Linked DNA regions of Homo sapiens: region 1 is linked to region 2. The links are chromatin loops, found by intact Hi-C in ENCODE. Cell type or tissue: sigmoid colon. All regions are shown on one strand. Links, peaks and the distances in the headings refer to the core of each region. The heading gives the core; the rest is flanking DNA.

The links. Peaks named below come from ENCODE experiments on the same cell type or tissue, not always from the same donor. Only the 100,000 strongest peaks of a DNase experiment are listed, where the experiment ranks them.
Region 1: it touches region 2 in a loop (1.9-fold over the local background); 3 of 110 quality-filtered maps call a loop at or near these places.

What each region holds. Positions count from the first base shown.
Region 1 is chr2:62,467,660-62,483,179 of GRCh38, reverse strand. It overlaps a transcript of TMEM17 not described here. Among named protein-coding and RNA genes, the nearest start is that of TMEM17, 31 kb to the left of the region's middle. RefSeq lists an enhancer at 6,832-7,564. In sigmoid colon, for the core only: no CTCF peak of the experiment used is centred there; DNase peaks (open chromatin) are centred at 7,249 and 7,779; H3K4me3 peaks cover 1,586 bases.
Region 2 is chr2:62,656,992-62,672,511 of GRCh38, reverse strand. No RefSeq gene overlaps it. Among named protein-coding and RNA genes, the nearest start is that of EHBP1, 41 kb to the left of the region's middle. RefSeq lists enhancers at 665-1,166, 9,880-9,929, 12,210-12,319, 12,370-12,469. In sigmoid colon, for the core only: no CTCF peak of the experiment used is centred there; a DNase peak (open chromatin) is centred at 7,541; H3K27ac peaks cover 448 bases.

The sequences.
Region 1 (15,520 bases), core at 6,277-10,276, 190 kb after region 2:
ATGATGCAGCAGTTAAGAGCCTACACTTTGGAATCAGACAGCCCTGGATTTGAGTTCCAGTACTTCCTCTTAACTAGCTGGGTAACCTTGGGCAAGTCACTTAACCTTCGTATTAGACATAACTCTCTTGATTTCAAGTTACATTTTCTTCAGAAGAATTGAAAGTTGATTGGTTTATGTACTTGGAAAACCCAAGGGGTCTGCTCCCCATGCATAAGGAATCTACATTTTGGGATCCCTTACAATACTCCTCTTCTGATACCAATTTGTTTATTAGTCTCTTTTTAGCAACTGACGAAACTCCAACCCAAACTAGCTTCAGCAAATATAAAGTTTATAGGCTTATGCAACCTGGGTGATTCAAGAGCACAGAAAACTTCAGGCATGGCTGCATCAAGGGTCCCAAATGATCTTTCTTTTCTACCCTTCAGATGAGCGTGCTCGACATGTTGAGAATGGTGACCACCAGAAGCCCCAGACTTACCTCACAACTTTCAGGAGACAAGGATCACATCTTCCCTGGTAGAAAAGCTCTAGGGAAGTTTCTGTTTGACCCAGCCTGGGTCAAGGCCTATCGATGGACCATTCATTGTGACCAACAGAATAAGATGTTCTGACTGACCAAGCCTGGATACATGTTCATCCCTCTGACTAAGGGTAGACTGAATAATTTAAACTGCACTGGATGAGTTCCCCACAGGAAAGGGGTTTTGGGTTCCAGATGGTACATAACAACATGCTCACTACAACTTCTCAGTCTCCATTTCCTCACCTGTCAAACAGGGATAGAATACTTTTCTCACAGGATGAGGATGAGATTAAATAACTTATATAAAGGCATCTGGAACACTGCTCAAATGATGGTAGCTAATATTTTGCAGAACAATAATTTACTATTATTTTGTTTAGGACATGTGGTGGCTTTGTAATATGTCAGCTTGGCTAGGCTGAACTACATTTCACAGAATTCCCTTTCCTATATGTTTCTGGTTAGGCTGTGCCAATAGAGAAACTCGTGTGTGAGATTTGGAAGTTAAGCAGCAGCCATTTTGTCACTCACAAAGGTTATCCTTTATCCACTGGTTCACTTTGTTGGTAAGGAGTAGTGGTCAAGTCTACAGCAGTTCTACCTTCCCCTGGATCCTTCTTCAGCTTCTCCAACTTCCAGGCTAAATGTGTGTTTAGTTCCATGACAGAGGATGCCAGCTTTTCTGAAGGACACACAAACCATCCAGTCAGCAGTGGTGGAACTGACACTGATTTCTATCCTTCCTCATAGGTTCCACTTTATGCTTGTAGGTTCCAGCTTGTCCTTTTTCTCACCTGCACTTGCCAACTATCTTTTCCAAGGACTTCAAACTCCATCACTAGACACAAAGACGATAGCCTCGCAGACTCTTTAACCAGCTCCCATAATTGTAGAAGGTTAAATGCTCCCCCCTTACACACACACACACACACACACACACACACACACACACCTTTAAGGGGTTCTGTTTTTCTCATTAGACTCTGACTAATAAAACCAGACCTATCCCTTCATGACAGAAACTCTCAGTAAATTATGTATAGAGGGAAAGTGCCTCAACACAATAAAGGCCATGTGTGACAAACCCACAGCTAACATTATATTGAACCAGGAATAGCGGCAAGTTTTTTTGCTAAGAACTAGAACAAGACAAGGATGCCTACTCTCACCACTCTTATTCAACATAGTACTGGAAGTCCTAGCTGAGCAATTAGTCAAGAGAAAAAAAATAATAAAGGGCATCCAAATTAGAGAGGAGGAAGTCAGTTGCAGACAACGTGATCTTACATATAGAAAAACCTGTAGACTCTGCCAAAAACCTCTCAGAACTGATGAAATAATTCAGTAAAGTTGCAGGGCACAAAATAAATATACAAAAATCACTAATGTTTCTATATGCAATGAACAAGCTGAAAAAGAAATCAGGAAAGCAATCCATTTACAATAGTTACAAAACAAAAAACAACAACAAAAAAACACAAAACCTGGGAATAAAGTTAACCAAGGAGGTGAAAGACTTCTACAGGGAAAACTACAAAACTGATGAAATAAATTAAAGAGAATACAAAAAATAAAAAATCAAAAGACATCTCATGATCACGGTTTAGAAGAATATTGGAATTAATATTGTTAAAATGACCATACTACTCCAAGCCACCTATAGATTCAATGCAATCCCTATCAAAATACCAATGACATACTCCACAGAAATGGAAAAAAAAATCTTACAATTTGTATGGAGCCACAAAAAACCCTGAATAGCCTCCTCAGGGAAAAGTAATCCTCAACAAAAAGAACAAAGCTGGAAGCATAATACTACCAGTCCTGCAAATATTCAAAGCTGTAGTAACCAAAACAGAATGGTATTGGCATAAAAACAGACATAGATCCATGGCACAGAATAGAGAACCTAGAAATGAGTCCATGTATCTATAGCCAGTAGATTTTTTTTTACGAAGGGGCCAAGAACACTTACTGGGGAAAGGACAGTCTTTTCAATAAAATGTGCTGGTAAAACCAGATATCCATATGCAGAAGAATGAAACTAGACCCCTACATCTCACCCTTAATCAAAAAGTGGATCTGAGACCTAAATCTAAAACCTGAAACTATAAAACTACTAGAAGAAAACATAGAGGAAACAACTTAGAACATTGATCTGGGCAAAGATTTCTTAAGTAAAACCTCAAAAAGAACAGATAACCAAAGTAAAAAGTAACAAATGGGATCACATCAAGTTGAAAAGGCTTCTGTACAGCAAAGAAAACGACAGACTGAAAGGACAATCTAAAGAATGGGAGAAAATATTTCCAAACTATTCACAATGGAGGAGAAGTAATATCCAGAATACACAAGAAACTCAAATATCTCAACGGAAAAAAAAAATTTTTTTTCATTAAAAAATGGGCAAATGATCTGAGTAGACATTTCTCAAAAGAAGACTTACAAATAGCCAACAAAGAAAGACATGAAAAAAATGTTCAACGTCACTAATCATCAGGGAAATAAAAATCAAAACCACAATGAGATATCATCTCACTCCGGTTAGAGTGGCTATTATCAAAAAGACAAAAAATAGCAAATGCTGGCAAAGATGCAGAGAAAAGAGAACCCTTATACACTGTCAGTGGGTAAACTAATAAAACTACTATGCAGAATAGTATGGAGATTCCTCAAAAAACTACAAATAAAACTATCATATGATCCAGCAATCCCATCCCATTACTGGAAATTTATCTTTTTTTTTTTTTTTTTTTTTTTTGAGACAGGTCTCACTCTGTCACTAACTCACGGTGGAGTGCAGTGGCATGACCTCAGCTCACTACAGCCTCAACAGCCTGTGCTCAAGCGATACTCCTACCTCAGCTTCCCAAGTAGCTGGGATTATAGGCATTTGCCACCACACATGGCTAATTATTTTTATTTTTTGTAGAGATGGGGTTTTGCCATGTTGCCCAGGCTGGTCTCGAACTCCTGGGCTCAAGCAGTCTGCTGGCCTCGGCCTCCCAAACTGCAGGGATTACAGGCATGAGCCACTGTGCCCGGCCCCACTACTGGGAATTTATACAAAGGAAAGGAAATCAGTATATCAGAGACATCCACACCCCCATGTTTATTGCAGCACTATTCACAATAGCCAAGATATGAAGATATGGAATCAACCTAGGTGTCCAACAACGGATGAATGGGTAAAGAAAATGTGGTATATATACATCAGGAATACTAGTTAGCTACAAAAAAAAGAATGAAATTCTGTCATTCACAGCAACATGGATGGAACTGGAGGACATTGTGTTTAGTGAATAAGCCAGGCACAGAAAGTTAAACACTCTCCCTGCATGTCCCCCTTCATATTGGAAGCTAAGAAAAAGTTGATCTCATAGAAGTAAAAAGTGGAAGGAAGGATACCAGAGGCTGAGAAGGGTAGGGGAAAGACAGTGATAAGCAGAGATTTGTTAAAGGATACAAAATTACAGCTAGATAGGAGGACTAAGTTCTAGTGTTCTCTGCCAGTGCCGAATGACTATAGTTAACAATAATATATAGTTTCAAACAGCTAGAAGGAGAATAGTGAATGTTCCCAACACGAAGAAATGATACATGTTTGAGATGACGCATATGCTAATTACCCTGATCACTATACATTATATGTATCAAAACATCACTATGTACCCCAGAAATATGTATAATCATTATATGTCAATTTTTTAAAAGCCCAGAATCTAAGTTTTCTAAACTCCCCCCAATCTCCCTTTTGGGCTCCTTTTTGGGAAAGAAGACCCTTTGGGAATTGTTTCAAAGGAAGCATAAATTAGGATAGAACTAGAGCTAATAGTTACGGTAAACTTCAAAATAATAATTTTTAAAACTTATCTTTTAATTTTTTTTTTTAAATAAAGAAAGCTAGAAAAATAAAAATACCACAGCACTAACCACAACCTACCAGAAGCATAGTACATGAAATAAATGGGACCAGCATCTTCTGTTATTCATCCAGCATTGGCTCAGACTTACCCAAGGTCAGTGGCAAAGCCAGTGCAAGAAGCAACAAGATGCCTGAGCCAAAAGGAAGAGTTCAATTGTTTAAATCAAGCAAGAGCCCTTTTCAGTCTAGTTGCCTCAAAATTTAAGGAGTGAGGGTGTCCATCACATCCACGTGTGCAGGATGGGAATTTCTTGCCATGTGCCTTTCTGCATGCAGAGCTTGGGCTGGGTCTCCTGTGGCAGCTGCTCAGGACAGTGTTCTCTGAACTTCCTCATTCCTGCCTTCTCTATACAGGAAGCAACAAAGCAGTACATGTTGCTCCCTTCCCTGAGCTGCAGGGAACTCGTTACAAGCAACACTGGCTAAGAAAGGAAGCATTTCCATCCTGTCACATGAACTGAGATGGATTCAGGAAAACATGAGTTCATGCTGTGGCTCCGTCAAGGCATCCCTCAGGATAGGGAGACTCATTGGCTCTTTGACCCTTTTCCCAACTCTGTCTACAAATCTGTCTTCCTTGGACCTGCCTACATGAAATGCTACCACTAGAGTCATTTATTTTAGGCCCAAATTACAACCATGTGAGATAGTTTAATCATCTTTTTGCCTTGAAACAGTAAGTAGAGATCCTCCCAGTAAAGATTGGGAGGTTTAATGGCAATTGGTGGGACTACTGGGGAGCTGTAGGATCCAGGCAGTAGGGCAGGGGAGCCCCGCAGAAAGGCGGTGAAGCAGTGGGAGTTCCAGGAGCTGCCACTACATGAGTGCCTTAAAGTCTGCAGGTCAGGCGGCCCCTCAAGGTAGGAGACAGCAGATAAAGGAATGTAGAGATGCTCTGAAGTTTTCTCTGCCACAGCTTGGCCTAAGGCCACGTACCCTTCCTGTGTTTGTATCTCAGTCATTCCAAGGGTCAAGTCAGGAAGGGGCCTGGCCCACATTCTGTGTGATAATAGATCAGATACCTCTGGTGTTCTGCCTCCCATCTCAGCCTCACCCCTGATTCTAACTGCAGTCTATGCTGGCCTCATCCTGACAGCCTCTTGCCTTAAGAGCCAGCCCATGTCTTTTGCTTTCTCTATTTTGGGATCTCTACAATGCTGTGGACACTAATGGGAGCCCACTTAGCACTCGCATATGTACAGCTCTGACTGTGAGGGAGTTAATGGCTCCAGTGTAACCCTCAAACAGGGGCCAGTGGGAGCTGCAGATGAATGCCTCTTCTGGTTGACCATCAGATAGACAACCCTGAGAGATTTTTTTGTTTGTTTTGAGACGGAGTCTCGCTCTGTCGCCCAGGCTGGAGTACAGTGGTGCGATCCTAGCTCACTGCAACCTCCGCCTCCTGGGTTCAAGCAATTCTCCTGCCTCAGCCTCTCAAGTAGCTGGGATTACAGGTGCCTGCCACTACGCCAGGCTAATTTTTGTATTTTTAGTAGAGATGGGGTTTCACTATGTTGGCCAGGCTGGTCTCAAACTCCCGACCTCAGGTGATCTTCCCGCCTCAGCCTCCCAAAGTGCTGGGATTACAGGCGTGAGCCACTGCTCCCGGCTGTGAGAGAAGGTCCTGGGAGGGATTAAGCTGCAGTTGCTCGGCAATGGCCTCAATAACACACCGTATGTTGACTATCCCTCCTTCCCTCTCTCTCCCCAGTCCCTCACTTCTGCCCCCTAGGATCACCTCCCAAAGAACTTCCAAATAAACCACCTGCACACCATCCCTTATCTGGGGCTCAACTCTCCAGGGAGGACACAGGATAGGAAAGATAACATTCTTCTGTAACCCCAATAAATGCCAGGGCCTTGTGGGGCTCAGTCTCAGCAGGAAGTCCAATACACAGCTCAGCAAGCAATAAAGCTTTTATAAAAAGGAATTTCAGTCTTTAACATTCATAGAGATATGTCAAAAAGCATCCAACAATTTCTAAATTCCCCTTGTCCAGGCCCCAAACCATCTCACAGCTATTCCAGACCCCTTTGGATACCATTCTTGCTCTTCTTCTTTTCCATCTCTTTTAATATATGAATGCATTTCACTTCCCTAGCTTAAATACATACAGATAGTCCCTGATTTATGATGGTGCAACTTAGGATTTTTCAACTTTACAATGGGTTTATCAGGGTATCAGATGCATTTTTTACTTCAATATTTTTTACTTACAATGGGTTTATCAGGGTGTAGCTCCATCATAAGCTGAAGAGTGCCTGTATCCACATAGCCTCCCGCTCCTGTCTTTCTGCAGAAGCTGTTGTGAATCTGCATCACTGAAGAGCAGCCATCTTCTTACCTGGTGGTAGTGGAAGGCTGAGGGACTGCTGCCTCCCACCAATGCCCTCCCTGTCTGGTTTTTGGATAAGAGTCAGGCTGCAAGCTTCCAGAGCATCACAGTAGATGCTGCATAGTGCCTAGAGTGAAGCCCACAGCAAACCTGCAGGGAGCCAGCCTTTTTCTGCAACAACATACATAGAAAATGGGCATTTTTGTGCCCTATATTCAAGAAAATGGATACAACTGCCACCCCAAGAGCTGAGGGGCTCCCTATCTTATTTGACAAAGCATGACCCCCTTGCAGCACATCAGTGGGCTGACCGCCCCCAGTGGGAAGGCTGCTTGCTGGGCACGCAGGCAGTGGCCAGAGCTCTGACACCGTGGTAGGTCCTGGGAACACACTGAGCTGGCTCCCTCTCCCTCAGCTTCTAATGAACACGAGCATTTGCTTGACATTTTCCTGCACATTCTTACATTTGCCAACTGCCTCCCCGCCCCCATCCACACATTCCACAACATGGCAATTAATTGTTCTCTGCTGTTCAGCAGCATTGGTCTGCACAGCCGCAAGTGTAGTCATGTTTTGTTCCTGATTTAATCAGTGGCTATCCCTGACTGTCCCTCAAAAAACAGACAAAACCAGCCAGCTGCAGACCCAGCTGTCAGCGAGCCCGACACTGGCATTCAAGTGGCCGCAAGAGAACCCATACAGTGCCCAGAGAGAGCCCATTCTTTTCTTTTCTCCTCTTTACAATTGACAGGCTCTGAGAAAGGAAACGTGAGCTCTGGGCTTGGCAGCAGGGCAGGAGGCTCTTGTTAACAGCTTGCCTTCCTGTTTATATGGGGTCTGGCAAAACTGTTAATTTCTCTCACGGAGGTGACAAATGGGAAACCCAGAACCGCCAGGGAGCAGCAGCCTAGAAAACAGCCCAGGCGTGACTTGTTGAAGCAAGGCCAGGGGGCTGGAAATGGGTGGGCAGGGACTCTCGTAGGTTCCCGGGCCCACTGGAGAGGACAGCCGCACTCAGCGGTCCCTCTCGAAGAGGCGCTGAGCCCGGCTGCGTGGGCATGCCTCTGCCGCTGTGCCCCAAGACAGGACAGACACAGTGGAGTGCCTGTGGTGCGGCTCAGAGGCTGCTTCCCAAATTAGCATCTGTGCTAGGACCTGCCGGGTCTGTCCTCACCATCCTTGAGTGGCCTTGGTCTGGCTCAGAAGCTGAAAACACCCCAGGAAATACACCAGGGTTGGGCAGCCCCCTTCCTGCTGCTTCTCCTGGAGCTTCTCCTGCAGCATCCTAAACCCTAGGCAGTGTTTCTCCTGCTGCTTGCACATGGAAAGCACCTGGAGAACATCAGGTTTAATTGTTCTAAGATAGGACCTGGGTGCTGATCTTTTTAAAAAGCGTCCCAAGTGATTCCAATAGGCAGCCGGGGTGGTGAACTATCATCAAGGGTAGATTGCTGTTGCTGTTTTTAGTTTCATTATCAATCATTATTATTATCTGAAGTTAAATGCTGGCTTATTTCAAAAGCCTATTTGCAGGGGTGGGATAGAGGCAAGGAACGAGATGAGGAAACAGATTCCAACAGTCAGAGACCCTCGGAAGATGAATAATAGCCCCAGTTTAACTGGGACTGGGGATATGGGTTTAGGGTAGTTTTCCTGGGATGTGGAATTTTCAGAGCCAAAACTAGAAAAGTCTGTCATGCTACCAGCCCCCAGGGCACCCTGGGCTGTGTCTCCCATGGGTTCACCGGCCCTCTGATCCTCTTCAAGGGGTAAGGTCTTATTCATGTTTGTATTCCCCAGTAGCTGCCATACAGTAGGTGTTCATTATCTAGTCCTGAATTTGCTGCCTCCTGTTTAATTCAACAAAGACCCCTTAGCTGCTGCTATTTTATGTAGGAACGTTACCGTGCTTTCATGGCCTGAAGAAAGACATAGTATTATTTGTTCTGGAGACAGACGCAGCTTCAGCGTGGGTTGAAGAGCAGGTTGTGGGCTGAGCTTTGGGAGAGATTTGCAAGCCTGTGGACATGGAATGCTGTGGCTGCAAACATTTCAGGGAAATGGAGCTATTCTCACCACAGATATAGATCTCATTTAAATATCCCTCTCCACACAATTTTCCTATCAAAGCAACTGGACTGCAAAACTGAACTATTTTGGAAGTTTTGTCTCTTATAAAAGGAAAATCAGGATTCTCTCTCCTTTTTTGCTTCAGTTTTATTCAAAACAAGTAAAATAAGGGTTTGTGGAGAACGCAGCAGCTCCCTTCTTAGGCTCTTTGAGGACTCCCAAAGCCTGACAAGCAGGCCCTCCTGAAGCTCACAGTGAAGGCCTCTCCACCCCACCACTCTGGCCCCTCCCCATCCTCAGTGTGGCCTCCCTGGGTCCCTGCATGGATGGTCCTGTGGCTGTGCAGAGTCCTTCTCGTCTCTGTTCAGGAGACTCACACCCAGCCCCTCTTACTTCCACTCTTTCTGCAATGATCAGTTCAAGCTTGGGATCCTCCAAGAAGACCTACTTCCTCCTTTCTCTTCTGAAAGTTTCCAAAGCAAGCAGAGTCTCTGCCACATTGTCCAGCATCCCTCTGTGATCCCTTGTGGAAATTACCAGGTCATTAGTTCCACCAACATGTCCTTTGCTGATACAGTCTCTGCCTACCAGCCCCAGTCCTGGTATTCCTGAGGCTGTCTGAAAATCTGCATGGCTGTGGTCTGCCCACCTGCTCACCATGATGTGTAAACAGTAGGAAAGTGTGTAGATGAGATATTTCATCAGCAAGAAGCCTGGGGAAGCTGCAATCCTCTGCTGCTTCCCTCACTCCCAGCAGCTGAAGCAGGGAGTGGGGAGGAGAGGGGTAAAGCTGGTTCTGCAGCCAAGAGGCCTTGGGTGGGAGTTCTTTGATTTGGCTACTTTCCCAGGAAAGGACATCTCTGCATCCCTCCAGAACTTCCAAGGGGCCATCTCTGCTTCAGGCTACCATCTCTGCTGCAGTCTCTACTATGTTCTCACCTCCTAAGTCCTGGCCAGATCCTCAGCTTGGCCCACAGGGAGCAGCTGAGCCTGGGATCAGGAACCTTACTCTGGATTCTGGGTTTTGGCGGTGTGGTTGGGTCCTCCCAGTACCTTAGTTTTCTTATCCAGAAATAGGGGTTAATAATAGTACCTACTTCACTGGTATTCAGAGGATCAATTGACCTACTTCTGTTAAAGCAATTAGAACAGTGCCTGATGCATAATAAATGTTGGCTATTATTTAACATTCTCTTAATGGAGGAGAGGGAGGGGATAGTAAATCATCTCTAGGTGAGAAGCCACCTGATTTTTGTGATTCCTGCATCCTGAAGTTTTCCCATCTCTGAGTTTGGTTCTTATTGCTAGAGGCAGTTCTGGCCTCCTGAAGAATCTCTCAGCCCAGACACTCCTGAGTTTCTTTCTGTGTGTGTTGTGTCTCCAAAATAGGCCAGCCACGGCTGAGCTCTAAGAAAGTTGCCTTTAATTGCCACCTTGACACAGTCTACTTCTAATTGTTTTGAATGTGTTGATCTTGATATCTTAAACCTCCATGTGCTTCCTGAGGCAAGCAATTCTGTCTTGTGCATTTTCTTTATCTCCCAACTATGCCTAACATAGTTCTAGGCATTGGTTGAGAGACACATTAAAACCTGGGAGAACCCAAAAGCAATCTACCACCCCATTGCCCAGTGTCCATGAGACCAGAAATAATACTGAGGAGATCCCCTTGACCTTGAGCATCTGAGTCTGGATCAGGAAGGTTGGGAAATACATCTGTTTTGGATTTTGGGTAGTTGGGAGAGTGGAATGACAGCCAGCAAAACTTCCATCCCCAGCAGACTAGCCTCTGTCCACTCCCTAAGGTTTGGAGTGAGCCCAAATAGCTTCATTTGGGAGACAGACAGGGGAGACGCCAGCCAGAGCCAATAAATAAATATCCTTCTCTCCCTCGATTTTACTTCCTCAGTGGTGCATGGAAAGCCTAGAGTCTGCAGTAATCAAATAGACATGGACCATGAAGGGCTTCTCATTCCAGGCTGCAGGGAAAGCCCCAAGACTCTGCTATGGTTCTTCATGCCCACCCTTCTTTTGCTGGAAAGGGAGCTGTTTGTGACATTTCTTGTGTCCCTCTCACATTTCAGAGCTTTTGTTGGAAAATACTTTTAGATTAGCATTAAGTCTGTGTTATCCTTTAAAAGACTGGATGAGTAATAAATGAGCTAACCTATCCTATTTTCCAAAAAGAACTCGAAATTCCTCCCACTTCCCTGAACAAAATATCTGTATTCCCACCCACACTCTCAGCAACCTGCTGCCGAGGCTGAAACCCCGCCAAGGTTGGCTTCAGCACTACTGCTCCTGGGGCTTTGGGCTGCTCCCCACTCCAGCCAGGGTCCTTGACTCCGCATCTGAGTTCTTGCTCTTCCAATATAGATAAAGGCACGTTAATGGGGCCAAGAGTCCCTCTGCCAGATGGGCTGAAACACCATAGACGACTATAGTCAGCAGCCCGTGGAGAAGAGTTCAGACATTAAATGCTTTGCTGTGCAGAAGTTGTCAACAAACAGCAAGGCACACCAGCCCACAGCCATTATCCATGCCATGTTTCTACCCTGGCTTCCAGCCTCAGCCTTGCCCCCTGCCCAAAAGGCCCTCCCTTCTCCTAGGCACCGGACAAATTCTAATCTTTCAAGATTCAGACCAAGCTCCTCCCCCTCCCCAGCACTCCTTCAGGATAGGTGCATTTATTGAGCACCTGCTGAATTCCAGGAGTGGACTAGGGATTGAGACACAAAGATTAAACTCCCCAGCCCTACCTGCAAGGAATTCCCAATCTAGGAAGCAATCTCTGACCATTTTAGCCCACAAGTGCTACCGTTCTTTGAACTCCTTTGAACAAGAAGTTTGAAGTACAGTGTAGATCTCACAGAGTCATCAGTCTTAGAAACAGAAGGAAGCTCAAAAAATTCACCTGATTGGTCCAGCCTTGGCTTGGCTATTGTTAATATTATCCCCAACTTACAGACGAGTTAATGGAGCCTCTGAGAGGTTAAGAGCATTGCCCAGAGTCACAGAGTGAGCTAGTGGCCTTTATGTACTCTAACTGCTCTCTGTGTTGGTCTTACTTCCCCAATTGGTTCTAAGCTTCCCAAGACGGGCCAGGACATTTTAGCTTCCCTACCTACAGCCTTTCTGCCAACCCTCCACACGCATTAAGTGCCTAATAAAGACTAGTGACTTGCTGATTGCTCGTGGGCCTCTCTCAGCTCCTCAGGTCACGGGGCCCAAGGGCACTACCTGGAACCCGCAGTCCAGACCCTGCATCTGGAGAGAGGCTGAGCTTCCTCTCCATTGCTCACATTCCCTTGGTGTGGCCTCTTTTTGAGAAGCAGCAGCCTGTAGCCCCCAGGAGAGGACCTACATCTCACTGTTTGCAAACAGGCTTTGCTTGCTCCAAAGGCTCTGTTCTCAAGACAGGCTCAAGTAAGCAGCCCTTGGAACTGGAGTGGTTAAGTTAAATAAGGGTGTTGGTTGCAGTGTTCCTCCTGAGAGAAAATGAAGTTGACCTGATCTCTTTCCCATGAGCCATTTGGAGAACAGGAGATAATAAAGACAGCTGAATTTTCCCCTGGACCGTTCTTTGGGAGCTCTTTGTGAGGGGCTGTGGTCTTGCTGGGAGAATGCAAGAAGGTGAAGAGAAGCTGGTGGGATTGTGCAGGCTGCTTCAAGGTGGACCCCACCCCCAGTGGTGGGCCAGCCACAGTGAGTGACTGAGGACCCTGTGTGCCTGGGCCTCTGGCCAAGGAGGTGAGGGCTGGTTGTCATCCAGCTGAAGGCAGCTGCACTTGTGAAAATGTTCATCTATCGACACTGCACTCACCTGAAATACTACAGGCTGTGGCATGAGCCCAAATCTGCTCATGAATGTTTATCCCTCTGAGGGCAGCCACACCAGGCAGGGGAATTGAGGAAGCAGGAATTGAGAACTCTGCATGGGAACATGTAGATTTCGGGATTCAGATCAGAACCTTACAGTAGATTTGTCTTTGAGTGCAATGTCCCATTTAACTCTCTCCAGAGCCAGCCCCAGGATCCTGTGATTTGGAAGAGGAACTTTAGGACCTTGGAATTATACCCTAGGGGTGGAGAGATTGAGAGAGAAGTGCTCATAATACAGAGGAAAGGTGCCCCCAGCCAAGGATTAATCAGTGTAGTGGAGGAAGCAGACTAATCAAGATGTAATTATGCCAAAGGGAAACAAACCAACTAATGGGTGTCTTCTTAGAGCTCCAAGACCTGAAGGAAGGAGCAGCTTGCTGGCTCAGGGGTGAACTTTTCTTTAGGGGCCAGGAAAATGAGAGGACATGCTGGACATGTGGATCAAGGCCCGGGGAACATGGGGATACAAAGGCAGAGGCCCTGGGACTGGAGTGGGGATGGACTCTCTCAGGGACTGCGGAAAGGAAAGAGATCAGACAACCTGAGACAAACTTGCAGCCAGCCAGCAGGACCCAGGCTGCCCAGGCAGCCAATGGCCAGGAGACAGCCTGCTTCTAGAGCACCAGACACTGCGTCTTCTCAAAGACTGCAAAGTGTCAGCCAACAGAAAAGCCACCTGGGCCTCCTTGCACACTTTCCTATGCTCAGGAGCCAAGAATGTGCCTCCTTCTGTCCTTCTATCTTCCTGACCTCAGCAACTATACTCAGAAGAACAGCCAGATAGTCTTCAAACTGCTGTTTGCCTCCCAACACCTGGCAACAGGCAACAGGCAGACTGATGAACCAACAACTGTAAATGTTTGTTTTCTTTAAATAAAATTCCTTGGAAAGAGCTCTGAAAGTGAGGAGAAGAAATCCTAATTTGGCAACACCATTGAATGTTTGCATTTTCTAGGGCAATTCAATCTCTGGATTTTTAATTAAAGAAAAAAGAAAAGAATTAGCTGAAAAGATCTTGGCAAGAAGCTAAATGAGCCCATGCAGTTTGAAAATGAAGGTAAAAAGTCTCAGCAAAGTTTGTACTTCCCCAAGATCACACATGTGACGGGGTCAGGTGACCTCCCAGCCTTGCATAACATGTCCCATCCCACCCTGATCCCATCCTGGGTCCTCTTTGAGGGAAGAGGTTAGCAATCTCCACAAGCCCAACCAGTTCTATTTGGCCTGAACCTGAGGTTGGAATATGCCACTAGCCAATTTAGGTATGTACCTTCTTCTGTACTAAGTGTTGCCTGTATAGTGTACACATTTATGCTAACTAAAAATTAAATGTGTACCTGAAATATCATCAAATGCATTTGTACATTTCCTGGAACAGTAAAGGTATTGTTTGGCTTGGCCATCTGGGGATGCAATGACAGAGGGTAAAAGAGGTGGGTGGCTGCCATTGCTGGGCCTGACATGACATAGACCCTAATTGACCCCATGGTCTGCATTCAGAAATGGGGTATGTGGGCTTCTAGGTTACCTTTGGTTCTTGTTCCAAGGACAACACTTGGCTCTGTCAAACTCTGCTAGCTCTAGCTACCATGCCTCTAGCTAGTCCCCTCCCACCTCTGAGCCATCCCCCAGTTCTCTGACAGCCACACTTGATGGGCTTCAGCCCCCTGAATCGGCCTTGCTGGCAAACACAAATACAAGCATCCTTGGTTTCTTGCACATATATGGGACTGTCTGCTTATCAGCTGAACCATAAGGGTCTTGCAGTCTGGGACTTTACTCTTTGGTTCTCCCCTGTGTCTCCAAGTTCTCTCTATGGTGAACACTCAGTCCACTGTGACAACCCTCTCCCCCAACACCCACATGCACCCACATACACACAGTTCTATCTAGCAATCTAGAGGTTAAACGTAGATGTGACAAAAACATCAACAGCTCAAGTCAGGACCCCAACTGTAATTCCACTGGAAGTCACTGATATTTTAAGGGGCCAAAGATGACTGTCCCTTGGACTTCAGGCTAAATGTCAAACGAAGATGTGGGGTCCCAATCTTCTAATTTTTAGGGTCTTTTCCATGCTTTGAAAACCTGACAGGGTGTAGGCTAGTCCAGGGATGTGCTGGCATACCCTGCCCCCAGCTCTCCTGAGGCTAGAGAACACACGGCCTTCTCTCTTTGCTCAGCCCTGGGCCAAACCGCAGCCTCTTTAAGAGCCAGCCAGTAAGGCTGCTGGCTGCCTCTGTAGAGTCACGTGGAAGAGCACCAGGACAGGGCTCACCCAGCAGGGGTGAAGTGGAAAGGGGCTTTCCTAGAGGAGGGAAAGGGAATCACTCCAGCCCCCTGCACATTTGCCAAAGCCACATCAAACTCTGGGGCTACTGTTATACCACTAACAACTCCTCAACCCCAAGCCTTCCTAACCAGACCCAGCAGAGGGCATGCTGAGTACCCCGAGGATTTGCTTCCTCTGAAAGACGTCCTGAGTCCTGAGTCAACAAACACTTGGTTTCACAATTCGCATCTGTTTTCTGATTAGAAAAAAAAAAAAAAAAAAGGAGAGATGGCATGCCCACATGCTCCTGCAGGGAAGCTCACCCACCACCCCAGGCCCTGCCACCTGGCCTTTGCAGACTGTGTGAACCTCTGAGACTACTTGGCCTCCATGTCTCTGGAGCTTAGAGGAGCTCCTTAGGCCAGAAACCCTGACTTTCCCAGCCCTGAATCATCACAGCTCCACCTGGCCCTGCAGCCAGAAAACAGAGCCGCTGACTTTCAACC
Region 2 (15,520 bases), core at 5,544-9,543:
TAGCTGCATGACTAGGGTTGGATACTCTGTGCTAATAACAGTACCTACTTCCTATGGTTGTGGGCAAATTGAATAAAATAATGTACATAAAATACTTCTCGCAGTGCCTCTCCATAATGTTGGGCTATAAAGCCTACTTTTACATGACTAACTTTTAAAGAGTCTTGATACCCTGCATTTATTCAAAGTGTTATAGTATACAATGTGTTTTCATATTTGTTACCTTTTTTTAATTGCATTAAGCAATGGTATAAACTTGAACACTCTTGGGATGGTTTGTAGATATGTTACTCTTTTGGAACAAATAATTAGATGTCAGCTTTGGCAGTTATCACAGGGCCTCATCTTAGCTCTTACCCACACCTTGCCCCTGTCACGGTTTTTTCAGGGAGCTGCCAGTCACAGGCAGGCTGCTTTTCTCAAGCACACTGGCATTGAACCAGTGTAGCCACTCTCACCCAGACAATAGTGGGAGCTTGGAATAAGTTGTTCTTAGAGGTCAGAGAGAGGCTCAAAGACTTCAGGGGTTCTGTCAGGTAGGGTTGCCCTTAGGCAGCCTCTGGAACAGCCAGCCTGCCTATCTGATCCCCTCAAGCCTGGGTCTCAAAGTTTCACATGCGTTGGAGAAGATCTGCCCTGCACCATGCCCCTAACAGGGTTTTCCTTGCCTGCTGCTTTGCTTCTGCCAATCTTCCCGGAAAAAGGGTTGGGGAGGCAGGACTCTATCTATCTTAACACTTTCTTGTTCAGACAAGAACTCCTGGAACAGTGTTGTTCGTCAGTGTGACCATGACGCTTGGCATTCCTGGGGTCATGGCACTGCTTCACCTCCCTGGACCCTGATGGGACCTATTGAGTCTTTCTATAGACTTGATCTTGGATTTTCAGCTTCCTCCTAGTGGGGATGAGGATGCAGTTCTGACCTACTGCCTAAAGCCACTATGAGTTTCCTGGAAACTCTTTCTTCCCCACTCTAGGTCCCTCTGTAATATCAGCCACGGACTCTGGACACGGAGCCTCATGTCTAGCTGGGAGCAAACTTAATCCTACACTGACTGCCTTAATGCTTCTAGGGTGGTTCCTATATGCCATTTACCTCCCACTCTGTAAGTCTAAGAGAAATTTCATCCTTTATTGGTAGTAAGGACACATTGTTTTTCGGGGGGAAAACACATGAAACCATTGCTTTTATTGACCTTCTTGAATTTCTAACGGCATGACAAGCTGGGACCACAGCTCTCTTGAGTTGGCAGGGAGGCTAGTGAGTGAGGGCCAGGCCCAGTCATGTGTGTAGGGGCTCAGGATGGAGTTTGGAGGAACTTTCCTGTATGAGAATCTGGACCTGGGACAAGGGTCTAAAGCAGAGTCTAAAGGATGCAGCCAGTTGTCTTATGGTGTGGTCTTTGCTAGTGAAAGGCAGAAGATATTCCAAGGTATGATTAGATTGGGGATAAGGGATGAATGCAGGTTGCCTACATGTGGCCAGGCTCCAGACAGAAGGATTGTTTATGGGAGCAGGATCCAGGCTGAATAGGTGAAGAGAGACAGAACACTAGGGCTCCCATTACTAGCTAAAGTTGTGAGCAGGGTCAGGCATTCAACAACACATTTTAAAATACAGCATCAGGCAAATGTATACCTGATGCTGAGAGTAGCTTGAGCATCAGTCTACATTTCTTCCCATACACCCTCTCCTGATTATTTGTCTGCTTTGCCTGCCACTCATGACCATGATTTGTTTGCTGCCCCTCCTAAAATATTCAAACCCTGTACCTGCCTTCAGCTTTGCCTGACAACTACCCTCCACCCCACTCTACTTTTGCTTCTCATCTCTGGATATAACGTTTACTCTAGGATGTTTCATGTGCCCTAAACCCATCATTTCCCCCTCAAATCTACTGCTCCTCCAGTCTTCCCTGTTTTACTGACTGACACTGAAGCTAGAGAGCTGAGGGTTATCATAGTCTCATCGTACCTCTCTATCCACCATGTGCATTATCACTCTGGTGATTAGCCCATCTCTATTCCACGATGCTCTTGGGCTGTGGTAGACATCACCAGTGCCTACCTATATCCAATTCTTCGTTTCTTCCTGGGCACACAAGAGACTCTACTTCCTGACCCACTTCCAGTTAGGCAGAGCCATAAGACTAGTTTGGGCCAATGAAATGTGAATGGAAATTCATTTATTATTACTGGTCTAAGGCAGTGAAAAGCTCTTTCTTGATTCTCTTTATCTGAGACTTTTCTCTTCTACTGTTGTGTTGAATGCAGAGATGTTATGTTGAGGTGGTAGAATCACCGAATCAAAGAAGCCTGGATAGCAGTCATGGAGGGTGGCTGCCTTGGAGAGATGCTTAGACCTGCAGCAGATGCTGCATGATTAAGAAATAAACTTTTGTGTTAAGCCACTCAGATGGGATCATTTACTACCATAGCATAATCCAGTTCATCCTGACTAGTACAATCACGAAATCCTGTTGATTTTACTACCTCATATTATTTGAATCAACTTCTCCTCTACAGTATCTCTGCTGCTGTAGCTCAGGACCTCAACATCTCCCACCAGGACTAGTGGAAAAGTTTTAAAACAGTCTCCTCATCTCCAGTTTGACATTCCTCGAACTCATTCTCCAGACACACTAGAATGGTCCTTGTATAATTCAAATCTAATCATGTATCTTGGGTTACCCTGCTTTGTTGGCTTCCTGACAGTGGCATGATGAATAGTGCCACATGACAGGGCTTCTCCCCAGCCAGCCTCATCTCCCATCTCTCATCTCCTTCCATTTTATAACCAGTAATACTCACATGTTTGTGATTTCCAGAATAATCCATGTTGTTTCACGCTTCCATGCCTTTGTTCATGCTGTTCCATTTATCTGAGACGTCTTTATATACCCTTCACTCTCTTCTTTGCCTGGCCAACTCCTATTCTTCCAGACTATGTTCTAAAACCACCTTTACTGAGGTTTCCTGCTGGATTTAATACCGCTCCTTCATACTCTCACGGCATCATCTGCACATGAATGAACACATTATAGTGCATCTGATTATTGGTCTGTCTCCCCTGTGAGAGTACAAACTTGACTAGGTTGATACCGGTTAGACAGTGGGTGCTCAGTTGTAGGAAATGCTGAGGTAATGAGATTCAATGATGATGTGGACATTCAGGGATCATCTTTGGACACAGATCCCCAGTATGATGGACTGTGATGTACACCTGAAAGTTCTGGCCTGACAGCTTCATCACTGAGGTGGGCCTCTAGGTCTGACAAGAGTGGGGCTGGAGGTTCTGACTTCATGACAAGCTTAACGAACGGTAGGCCCAAGGAATTATTAACTTTCTGCCCTAGTCAAGATTAGCTCAAGAACTGAAGAAATATTACATTGAATGGGAACTGTGAAGAGACATTACTTTGAGAAACAGGTAAGGCAGAAGCAGAAGAAAGACGGTAGGACCTGATATAATTTTTTTTTTTTTTTTTGAGATGGAGTCTTGCTCTGTCACCCAGGCTGGAGTGCAGTGGCACAATCTTGGCTCACTGCAACCTCTGCCTCCCAGGTTCAAGTGATTCTCCTGCCTCAGCCACCTGAGTAGCTGGGAATACAGGTGCCTGCCACCATGCCTGGCTAATTTTTATATTTTCAGTAGAGACGGGGTTTCACCATGTGGGCCAGGCTGGTCTCGAACTCCTGACCTCAAGTGATCTGCCCACCTCAGCCTCCCAAAGTGCTAGGATTATAGGCATGAGCCACCACACCTGGCCATAACCTTACAATATCATCAACACGCTTTCTAGATTAGGCTTAGGGAGCAATCACACAGTTTGGCTTTCTTGAACTACTATAATAATAAATGCAGTAGATTCTTACTATTCATAATAGTTATGTTCTATAAAGTCACTGACAACACTGATTAGCAAATAGTGAGCCAACACCCCTAGGGAATATAGAGGAGTAGATTCCTGCAAGCCTCTTGTCACATTTTTGTTAACCAATCAATACATAATTATGTTTTATGTGTGTTTCTGTTTAAAGATGCCTTGTTTACTTTAATATATATTGTTGATTAACATTGAACTCATGGCCAACAACACTGTAACTCATGCCTGAACAAAGCTTATCTAACACATATTTTCTCTGTAAGGTGATTTTTGTGCTTAGGAACACTAGATAGCACTTTAGCACTACACTTGGGGTCCATCTTAAAAAGCAAAATCGGCTGGGCTCAGTGGCTTACGCCTGTAATCCCAGCACTTCGGGAGGCCGAGGTGGGTGGATCACTTGAGGTCAGGAGTTCGAAACCAGCCTGGCCAACATGGTGAAACCCCATCTCTACTGAAAATACAAAAATTAGCCAGGCGTGGTGGCACACACTTGTAATCTCAGCTACTCGGGAGGCTGAGGCAGGAGAATCACTTGAACCTGGGAGGCAGAGGTTGTAGTGAGCCAAGACTGTGCCACTGCACTCCAGTCTGGGAAACAGAGCAAGAGTCCATTTCAAAAAAAAAGAATCAAAACTATCAAGAAAAACACAAATGTGAAAAACATGGCATTAAATAGACTGCAAAAAGGACACTTGTTTACAGTATGAGAGCTGGAACAAGAATGCACAGCATCACCTTGTTTAACCTCAGCTGGGGATGTGTATGTCAGATGACTAAAATTTTTCACTGCTCTGTGCATGTCCATGAATGACAATGAAAGCACCATGAGTGTTCATTTTGGGGTTACAAATAACTTTTTTTTTTTTTCTGAGACAGAGTCTCGCTCTGTCATCCAGGCTGGAGTGCAGTGGCGCACGATCTCCGCTCACTGCAACCTTCGCCTCCCGGGTTCACACCATTCTCCTGCCTCAGCCTCCTGAGCAGCTAGGACTACAGGTGCCCACCACCATGCCCAGCTAATATTTTTTGTGTGTTTTTAGTAGAGATGGGGTTTCACCTTCTTAGCCTGGATGGTCTCGATCTCCTGACCTCGTGATCCACCCCCTACTCGGCCTCCCACAGTGCTGGGATTACAGGCGTGAGCCACCACGCCTGGCCCACAAATAACTTTTAGTGTGTAGGCAAATCCCTAAATATGAAATCCATGAATAATAGGAATCTATTGTAGCTTCAACACCTACCACGTGGCTTTGAGCTAGGTGCTTTACAAATACATATCTTGCCAAGTTTACCAACTTTTCATTCTTCAATGAGTGAGATGACATAGAGTTAATATGGTGAGCATATCCTTAAATGCATAGGCTATCACCATTGAAAAAAATAGGACTTTCTAGTAAGATTAGTGTCACACAATATTTATTTATTTATTTATTGAGATGGAGTCTGGCTCTGTCGCCCAGGCTGGAGTGCAATGGCACAATCTCAGCTCACTGCAACCTCCGCCTCCTGGGTTCAAGCGATTCTTGTGCCTCAGCCTCCTGAATAGTTAGATTACAGGTGCCTGCAGCCATGTCCATCTAATTTTTGTATTTTTAGTAGAGACAGGGTTTTGCCATGTTGGCCAGTCTCGTCTTGATCTCCTGACCTCAGGTGATTTGCCCGCCTTGGCCTCCCAAAGTACTAGTGCTGGGATTACAGGGGTGAGCCACTGCACCCGGCCTCATACAATATTTATATTAAGCTTATGCATGCATTAGTGGGGTTGAAACTTGTAATAGGCTAGGCTTCTGCTCCTTTGGGAAAGTTCTGAGCTCTTGTAGAAAACTAAGAACACATTGCACACTCAGCAACAGAGCTATTGACTGATTATGCTTAAAGACCCTCAGATTGTGTACTAAGGTCTGAAGAGAATCTTCCTTATAGGAAAACATGCTTGGCAGTTAAGAGCACAATCACCCAGCTTCTGAATATTCCCAGGCAGCATCACTGGAGCCCAAAACAGTCAAGTAAACAAATTCAAAGAGACAAATATGTCTTTAAGGACACTGACTCGTTGAATGGGAAGCCAAATTGTCAGCAAGTTTTAGACAAATAGACTAAATGTTTTTGTCCCCTCAAAATTCATATGTTAAATCCTAATGCCCAGTGTGATGGCATTTAGAGATAAGGCCTTTGGGAGGTTATTAGGTCATGACACTGGAGCTGTCATAAATGAGATTAGCGCTCTTATAACAGAGGCTCCAGAGAGCACCCTCACCACCTTCTGCTATGTAAGAACACAACAAAGCTGTCTATGAACCAGACACTGAATCTGGTGGTGCCTTGATCTTGGGCTTCCTAGCCTCCAGAGCTGTGAAAAATACAATTTCATTGTTTATAAGCCACCCAATCAATAGTATTCTCTTATAGCAGCCTGAACGGACTAAGACACCAACCAAATACCTGCAAAATGAGGATCTTGTCCAATTATCTATGTGCACACAGTCTTCCTATCTGCAGCTTGCTTTCCATTCAGGTCAGTCTGGACTCTGTTCCAAATTATGTGGTGCGCATTCCTTCTCCTCATCTTTATTCTTGCCAGAATGCCATCCTCTTCTTCAGCCAAATTATCTTTGACTAGCAAGACTCAATTCAGTCCCACATCTTCCATTAACCTCTCCTGGATCTCCTCCGCCACCCATAACTTCCTTGGATCATCCAAAATCTGGCTCACTTGTCACTTCATCTGTAAAAGGGAAGTAATAACACATGCCTCTCAGGACTTTTGTGGGACAGCGTGTGAATGTGCATACCTCAGGGCCTGGCACAAAGTGGATGCTCAATGTTAGTGATATGGATTTAGAATTATGTTTTTCATTTTGGTTCATAGGCATTAACCTTTTATTTCCCCTTCATAGGCAAATGTTATGAAGAAAACGTACATTGTGAAAGACAAGGCAATAGCAAGAAAAAGCATGCATGGGGCAGTGATTTCCAAATTTTGAATTTTATAGGCCAGTGCAAGAATTTTGGAAACTGACATCAGGTTGCTTAATACTTCCTTTTTGCCCAAAATCTTCCTAGTAACTCTTTAGACTTATATCATTTTGTTAACAAAAATAAATAAATTGTAAAAGCAAAAAGGTAGGAAGGACACAGTATCAGAAGTTTATATTCTGAAAATGAATACATTCAGTATCAGGAAAAACTCACCTTACTCTTCCACTTATCTGTTTTTTCATTCATTAGCCAAATATTTATTAAGTGATAGGCACCAGAAATTTTTCTAGGTGGTAAACATGACAGGGAAGGTCCCTGTATTCAGGGAGCTTGCTTTCTTTCTTTCTTTCTTTCTTTCTTTCTTTCTTTCTTTCTTTCTTTCTTTCTTTCTTTCTCTCTCTCTCTCTCTCTCTCTCTCTCTCTCTCTCTCTCTCTCTCTCTCTCTCTCTTTCTTTCTTTCTTTCTTTCTTTTGTATCAGAAAACAGGTCATGGAAACCTCATAACCAACCAGTGTCAACCCAGTCACTGGCCCATGCACAGGCATCTGGAAGCTATGGCATGACTACTTAGACACTGATAAGAAGGTCCAGTCCCTGCTTCTAAGCTCTGAAGGAGGAAGCAGGAAGCTGTCACAACATGCAGAGACTGTGAGTGTAGAGGCAGATGAGCAAAAGCAGCAACCCTGCCCAAGCATCTTCTCCCTCGGGCCAGTGAGCGTGTGCTGGGCTGAGGACAAGCCCTCAGGCCATTACTCTTTGTGAGTACAACCCCTATCTATATAAATAGAAAATTATCATTTTTCTAGAAGTTATCATTTTTCACCATGAAGGACAACAACATATAATTTAGTCCAAAGAATCCCAAAATACAGGGCACAAGTGATGTGAAACAGTTGTCAAAGTGTGGAGATAAGTCTTAAGAAAAGACAGAGGGGAATGAGATAGTCTCAGCCTGACTATATTGGGAGTTCCTCAGTTTGTTTCTCACCAGGATTCCAAAGAAAATAGCTGGATGTTGTGAAATATGAGCTTTCAAAAGTGCTATAGAAAACTTTTAGCACTGTTCAAAGCTGGGAGCACTCAGCCAATAAAAATAAGATACTTGCTCTTATTCTGAAATCCCAAATTAAACAAACTAAGGTCAGAGTAACAACTGTGTTTCACTCTAGCATGCCTCAGTGAGAAACTGGAGGAGACAGCCCTGGGACTGAAAAGCCCCCTGTACCACCTTGAACTGTTAGATTCAATAAGATGACATTGTATTTATATTGTGCTTTCTTTCTAAAAGTCACAATCAAGGGAATGTAGCACCTAACATAAACCATCAGAACTTGTCACAATACCTTCCATATGTAATATACTGAGAGTCTCACATGACAGTCTCCAGTATCCTAGCCTAAGATTTGTAAAATGGAACAAAAACACATTCTCTATTCCAGAGAAACTCTTCAGAGCTCAAATATGTGTTTAGGAGAGAGAGAGAGAGAGAGAGAGAGAGAAGAGAGAAAGAGAGAAAGAGAGACAGAGAGAGAGAGAGAGAGAGAGAGAAGAGAGAAGAGAGAGAGATGTAAAAACCCAATGACATTTTCCAGGGCCTCAGTTTCTAGAACTTTTTCTTGCAGCATTGCACTGCAGAGGAAGAAGGAGGCAAAGTTTGTGAGTGTCAGCTTCCTGAACACTTTGACAATAAGAGCAAAAAGAAAATGATCAAGAAACTATAAGCAGAAGGTTCCTCCTCATCACAGCATTTCAGGAATAAAAAGAAAAAGATTTACTAAAATTAGCCACAGTGTTAAACCCTAAAGCAGAAAGCTTTAAATAAGGCAAATGGTCTAAATGCAGAGCTTCAGGCAACTTTATCAACTTCATGTTATACATCATAGCTAGCAAATTAATTATTCCCAGATGTTGGGATGAAGAATGCTGCTGAATTGTTTTGCTTCTCCAACTTTTCAGTATAAACACACACTCACAGGGTTACATTCCCTTTTTTGGCTCCCAACATGCAAGTAATTATACACTGTGCAGGATAATGTTGGATGAGCTCTCAAATGAATACCAAGCAAGTTCTGGGTTCTGTCAGCCTTTTGGATACCATGTCCACAAGCATTTTTTTCTGACAGTCTTTAGTAACAACTTGTAAACAAACTGTTTCTAGTTAAAAAAAATATTCAACAGCAGTACAACCTCATTTATAAATTATTCCAAACTCCTTTAGAGCTGGAGAGGGATAAATTCACCTTAAATATAGTGCAGCTCCTTTTTGCATCAAGAACAGTTTTTCTACAATCCTTGTGAGCAGGGCTCATAATTCATAATAGTTTTTATATTTTTACATTCCTTATGTTTTGCCAACATGTAAACAAAGAGAAGAAAAAAGCAGGTTATGAATCAAGTGTGAATTGAGAATGTGTTTAGGATTAAACACAGATTCTATGACCATGGCCAGAATGAAGAGAGTAAAGGGTCATATTTTCTAATCCAGCTCCAAAGTTTCATAGGACAAATTTCTGCTGTCAGGTGAGTCATGGAGGGATTTTTTAGGGGGCTACCTGAGGCCTTCACACTTCTTGGAATAAACAAACCTGATGAATTTGTCCTGGGTCGTCATATAATGAGGCACAGGTGTGTGTGTAAAATATAGAAGTGGGGGAGATAAAGACAACACAGGGAAAAACTTAGAAATGGTTAAAGAAAAAAAACACATTTTTTGCAGAAGGGAGAAGTTCTGTAGTTCTGCCAACTGCAACACAAATGACAGGAAAAGTTCAAGGAAAGTTGATATCTAAAAAGAAATAAATAAAAGGAAATTCAATGAGAAACAATATTCAGGTCAGGTCAAAGCCTAGAGAAAAATGCGCATTCAGAAGTGGGCTGCCATCCTGCTTTTTCTGAAGTGAACAGCTGCTGGGTATTGAAACCAGCCCTCACGGTTGGGTCCCTGCCACCATGGCAACACTCTGGTTTCTGAGCTGGAGTGGCCAAGGCACAATGGGGTGGTTCCATGGCCCAGAAGCACTCTAGCTACAGATTAGGTAGGTTGTGTGTGTGTTTTTTCCTTTGTGTATATTTGGGGGACTTTGATTCCTGGGTTTGTGTTCGGCTATTGGAAACTTTTCTAACCTATCATAAGCCCTGACCTAAGCAGCAAATTTTCATGCAAATAGCAGCATGGAAAGGAAGAACTGAGGTGTTCAACAGGCAAATAATGTATTTCCAGTCTCTTTTAAATGATTTCTTACAAATCTCTAGCAGGTTCTGGGCATTTGTAACTGGTCCCTTGCATTGTACCTTTAGGATGTTTTTTAAAATAGTGCTTAGCTTGCTTTTTATATTTTTAGTTTATAATAACACATGATCCTAAAAGGAAAAGCTATCATAATCTTGTAAACTGAAAAAGTTAGCGAATAAAGACTTTGATATTAAAAATATAGCCTATAGCTTATATATTATATATGCAGAGCTCCAATAATTAGCACATTCAACTGTTGAATTCACCATCACGGTTTCATTAGTATTGCAAGCTAAAAATTTTATCTACTAGTTAAGTATAAAGAAAATTCCAAAATAATAACCTCATAATGTAGCATAGTAAGTGATAGCATAGACTTTAGAGCCAAACTGCTTGAGTTCCAATCCTGGCATTTATTAGCTGTGTAATTTTGGGCAAGTTACTTAAACTGTCTATGACTTTATTTCCCCTCTATAGAATGATGACAAGAGTAATACCTTCCTAGTGAAGATGACTGTGAGTATTAAGTGAATTTATATTTGTAAAGTGCTTAAAATAGTGTTTGGTTAGTATCATGTAAGTGCTTAAAAATAAATAAGTAAATACATAAATAATTTAAAATTATTTTTTAAATAATTTAAACCTTTTTTGATAGTGGGAAATGCCACCTTTGGAATTCAGGACAGCACAGTATATTTCTATATCTATATTCCCACTCAGAAAATGTTAAACTTCTTATTTACATCTAAGACTTGTAACTCACTTGGAGTCATGCAAGGCTCCTTGAATTGATAAAGCAGCTTGTTTGTGAATTTAGCCAATTTGTAAGTGAGCAAGGGGGAGGGCTTTGAGAAATATATACTAGATCTTCTGATTCATTTAGATCCTTCAAATGCTTAAGTGTTCATTACAAGCACAAGGCACAGTGCTTGCTAAACTGAGCAAGCACAAGATGCCACCCCATGCTGAGATACCCATCGCTGTACTCTCCTAGCAGTAGCCAAGCAGTCTCAGCCTCCGAGGGATGGAAAGCCCAGCACTTTTTCACCTCCGTAACAGGTTGGGTTGTATCATTTCTAGCATGGCTTGTTCAAGGGCTTTCCATTTCATCCTAGATTTCCACTGGTACTGAAGAGCCCACTCATGTGCTCAGATGCACAATTTTCATGGTATCCATTCATATTAGGCCATGCCATTTCTTACAAAGTGTGGAAATGCATTATCTTCTGTTGTGGGGCTGCCTGAAACTGGCTCTGCTACACAATCCTGTTCTTCTGTTTACACGTCACTAGTTGAGTATGTGAAGACATTTTGTGGTTAGGTGTCAATGGTTGCAAAATGCTTTCACAAATCTTGTTAGGATATTTGGGTGCATTCCAAACAAATATGCTATTCCACTACCCAGAGGATCTATAACTTTTTGGAATCCAGTCTAGCTGGAGCTAAGAGGTTAACATTTTAGCCATTGTTTTCAAATTGAGTCACATATGTTCAGTTCTAAGAACAAGGATTAGAAGTCATTCTGGGACCTCAAAGAAAATCAACATCTATCTCAGTTTGCAAAATGGCAAAATTCTATTTGTATGTAATGAGGGTGTTTCCCCCTTTACAATTATTCAAAATGGGGTCACGTAAGCAAGGAAAAGTGAGTACATCTAAGCATAGGGCTGAGTGCTGAAAGGACAAAGACTGAAATTAGTAGGTCACCTCAGAGTTTAACATATATCCTGTTTTCTAAGAAAACAAATGTACTATCAGATCCAGTAAAACTTTCTGTGGAAAATATTTTGGAAGCCAGAAGCAAAATTAGAGAAAGGCAGTATTCCATAGTTAAAGGAAACAGAAGCTGCCACCTAGAAGAAACTCAGACCCACTGAAGCTATAATGGTTTGAGAAGACACAGAATTGAGCAAATTGACTTTACTGTTCCAGGAGGTTTAAATAGAAATCTTTAAAAAGCTGTCTCCTTTTTCTACATTTTACTCCAAGGATTGAAAAGGCCTTAAACAAGAATGTTGGCTCTAGTATTTAGCTATACTTAAAGCAGACGGGAAATTAGGAAGTGTACCTGGGCTTCAGTTTCACTTTGGACACTTGTCAATGTCTGAAAGGTTACTTTCCCTTTTTGAGATATTAATAACCATGGTGGTGGCAGCAGCAGCTATTAGCAGTAATAGCAGTAGAATTAGTGATAGAAGCAGAAGCAGCAGTGGTAGCAGCAATGATACAAAGAGCCGTGGTAGTAGCAGCAGTAGTACTAGTAGCAATAGCAGTAGTAGCAGTAGAAGTAGTAATAGCAGCAGGAGCAGCAGCAGCAGCAGCAATAGTAGCAAAGCAGCGATAGTTGTAGCCATAGTAGCAGCAATAGCAGCAGTTTCCATTTATTGAGCAGTCTATCCTCAGACACTTGAATAGGAACTATATAAAGACTGTTTCATTTAAACCCATGATGACCTTTCAGAGTAGGTATTAATACCCACATTTAACTACCGAGGAAGCAGGACCAGAGAGGTTGTGTAATTTGTTCACTTAGTTGGAAAGTGGAAAATCTGGATTTTGAATCTGGATTGATTGGATTACAGAGCCTTGCACTGCTTTTGGGAAACAGATGTGGTATCAAGCAGGGTTTCTCAGACATGAATGTACTTATAGGAATCATGTAGAGACCTTATAAAAATGGAGATTCTGATGCAATTGGTCTGGTGGGATGCCCAAGACCCTGCATTTCTCACAAGCTCCTAGGTGGTGCTACCGGTCCAAGCACACTTTGACCAGCAAAGGGATAGTGGAAAGAAAGTATGCTTTCCAGTCACAATCTGTGACCTCAGTTTACTCATCTATAGAAGAAAGGGGTGTAATAAGATAATTTTAAAGGTACATTCCAGGCCTAAAATCCCAGTATGCAGGGTGTAATAAGGTATTAAGAAACCAGATCACACAGGAATGACTGTTAGCCGCATGAATTTTTAAACTGGTTTCAGTTGAGATGCTGGCTGTGATTTATGTATCTTCCTGAAGCATCACTGACAGGTGGGGATCAGCCACCCTCACTCAAATTACATTATTGTTAAGCTTTAGGCTGAACTAAAATCTTACTGAAAGAGTTCAAAGCACTTCTTTCCATAAGCATCTTTAAAGATTATGAATGTAAAAATAGTTTCTTATGAGAAGCTTAGATGGCAGGATTTTTCTTTTTAATAACAGAGATGAGAAGTCTCCAAAACCATAATGGTAGCACAATCCATAAAAATATGTTAATGCCTCATTTTAAAGTCTCACAGAAATTGAGGTTTTCTGAGTTAACAAAATAGACTTCATCACAGATGGTCTGAATGATAAAAGGAACCAGTACACTAGTGTAGCAAGACTAAAAACACCGCTCTTAGCTGAGCACGCTGAAAGCCTTTAAGGAAATCTTTCTACAAATAGCATTGTTAAGTGTTGAAGTAAAAATGGTGTTGATTGGCAAGGGCACTTCAAATGCTTTAGGCAAAGCTCAGGGCCATAGGTGTACAATTTTACAAGAAATTATTTCCAATTAAAATAATATTAAGACACATTTTCTCATCATCTTATGCCTAACACAAGACATTGACACCAAAGAAAGTAGTTTTTGCTCTCTTCCAAGAGCTACAGTCCAGATCACTAAGAGAGATGCCATGAGTTTCTTTTTTTTTTTTTTTTTTTTTTTTTTTTTAACTCAAACAAGGGCAGGGGTTGGAGTAGAGCATAGTCGAGAGTCTATGAGTCTCTGAAAAAGGATTTCCTAATGGTGAGGAGTGTTAGAAACCGGAATTGGAATCCTTTGATAGGGCTTTAGAAATCACATAAAAATACACATCCACTCAGAATGGCCTAAATATATTTGTCTGAAGCAATCTAGTCAGGAAATATTTGCTGTCACAATATGCTTTTTATGGTCTGCAAGGGTGGCCCATATTTATTTAGCCAACTCTCAATTATCTATGGAGTGATAGTCAAACTTTTTGAGACATGGAGCTACTTTTTTATAAATAATTTCTTATGAAGAACCCCAAAATGTGAAATAGATTAAAAACAGAGCTACTCCATTTAAACTTTGGGAAGAAGATTCCCCTTAGACTCCACTGTAGACAACATTGGTTGCGTTCCAGCCATTAACTGCTGCTTAACACACCACCCCAGAACTTAGCGGCTAAAAGCAACACTTTATTATCTCTCTTGGTCCTGTTGGTTGACTAGGCCTAGCCAGGAAGTTCCTGCTTGGGGTCTTTCATGCAGTAACAGTCATGATGCCATCTGAAGGCTTTGTTGGGCTGGATGTCCAAGATGGCCTCTTCATTCCCTTGTCCAGCACTTCAGGTATCCTTGGATTCTTTCTGTCTCCATGTGGCATCTCATCCTCCAGGGCCTTTTAGTGTGGTTTGTGATTCTCACAGCATGGTGATCTCTGGGTAGTCACATTTCTTACACAGCAGCTGTCTTCTAAGAGACAGGAATTGAAACTGCCAGGCCAATTCATGGCTATGCACAGAACCTGTACACCACAACTTCCATTGTATTCTGTTGTCAAAGAAAGCATGGGGCCTTCCAGGTTCAAGGGGGTGGAGAAATAGCCACCTCTTGATGGAAGGTAGCAGTGCCACATTACAGAAGAACATGTGGGATGGGAGATATTGTTGCAGCCATGCTTGGAAAATGCCATCTGCCACAGTTGAAAAGCACTATGGTAATAAGGATCTGAAATAGTGTGGAGAATCAAAATTTACAAACAATCATAGGGTCTTCTTAAAAATCCCGTCCTTATTAGAGATTTTAATTATAATCATGTACAAAATTAAAAGTAGTGTTTGGTTTTATTTATTTTCTCTATTAGCAGAGATATTAATGTTATATCCTATTGGGCAAAATGTTATGAGCTGCTATTTATTGGGGGAAGGGAGGCAATGTGAAAAAGGGAAATAGGGACATCAACGGTGTTGAAAGACAGTCAGTCCTCCTACTCCCTATTTTCTATATCAGAGAACACAACTGGTACAGACACAATGTGACCCCAGAACATTCAGGTTAGAGAGACAGATAGAAAGAAAGCTGCTGCAACATGTAACCATTCCTGCCAATCAATAAAGCAGGCAGCTGGCATTTTGCAGAGCATTTTGAAAGAAAGCAAAGCCTTCTGTAGAAAGCAACCAGCAAAAACTTAAAGACTGCACTTTGAAGAACCCATAAACAAAACCTATAAACCTGCCATTGGAACTAAAGTCCTGGGCTGGGCACAGTGGCTCATCCCTGTAATCCCCACACTTTGGGAGGCTGAGGCAGGAGGATCCCTTCAGGCCAAGAGTTCGAGACCAGCCTGGGCAATACAGCAAGACCCTGTCTCTTTTTATAAAAGAGAAAAAATAAAAAGAAGTGAAGGCCTCAAAAAGAGAAGTGGAAT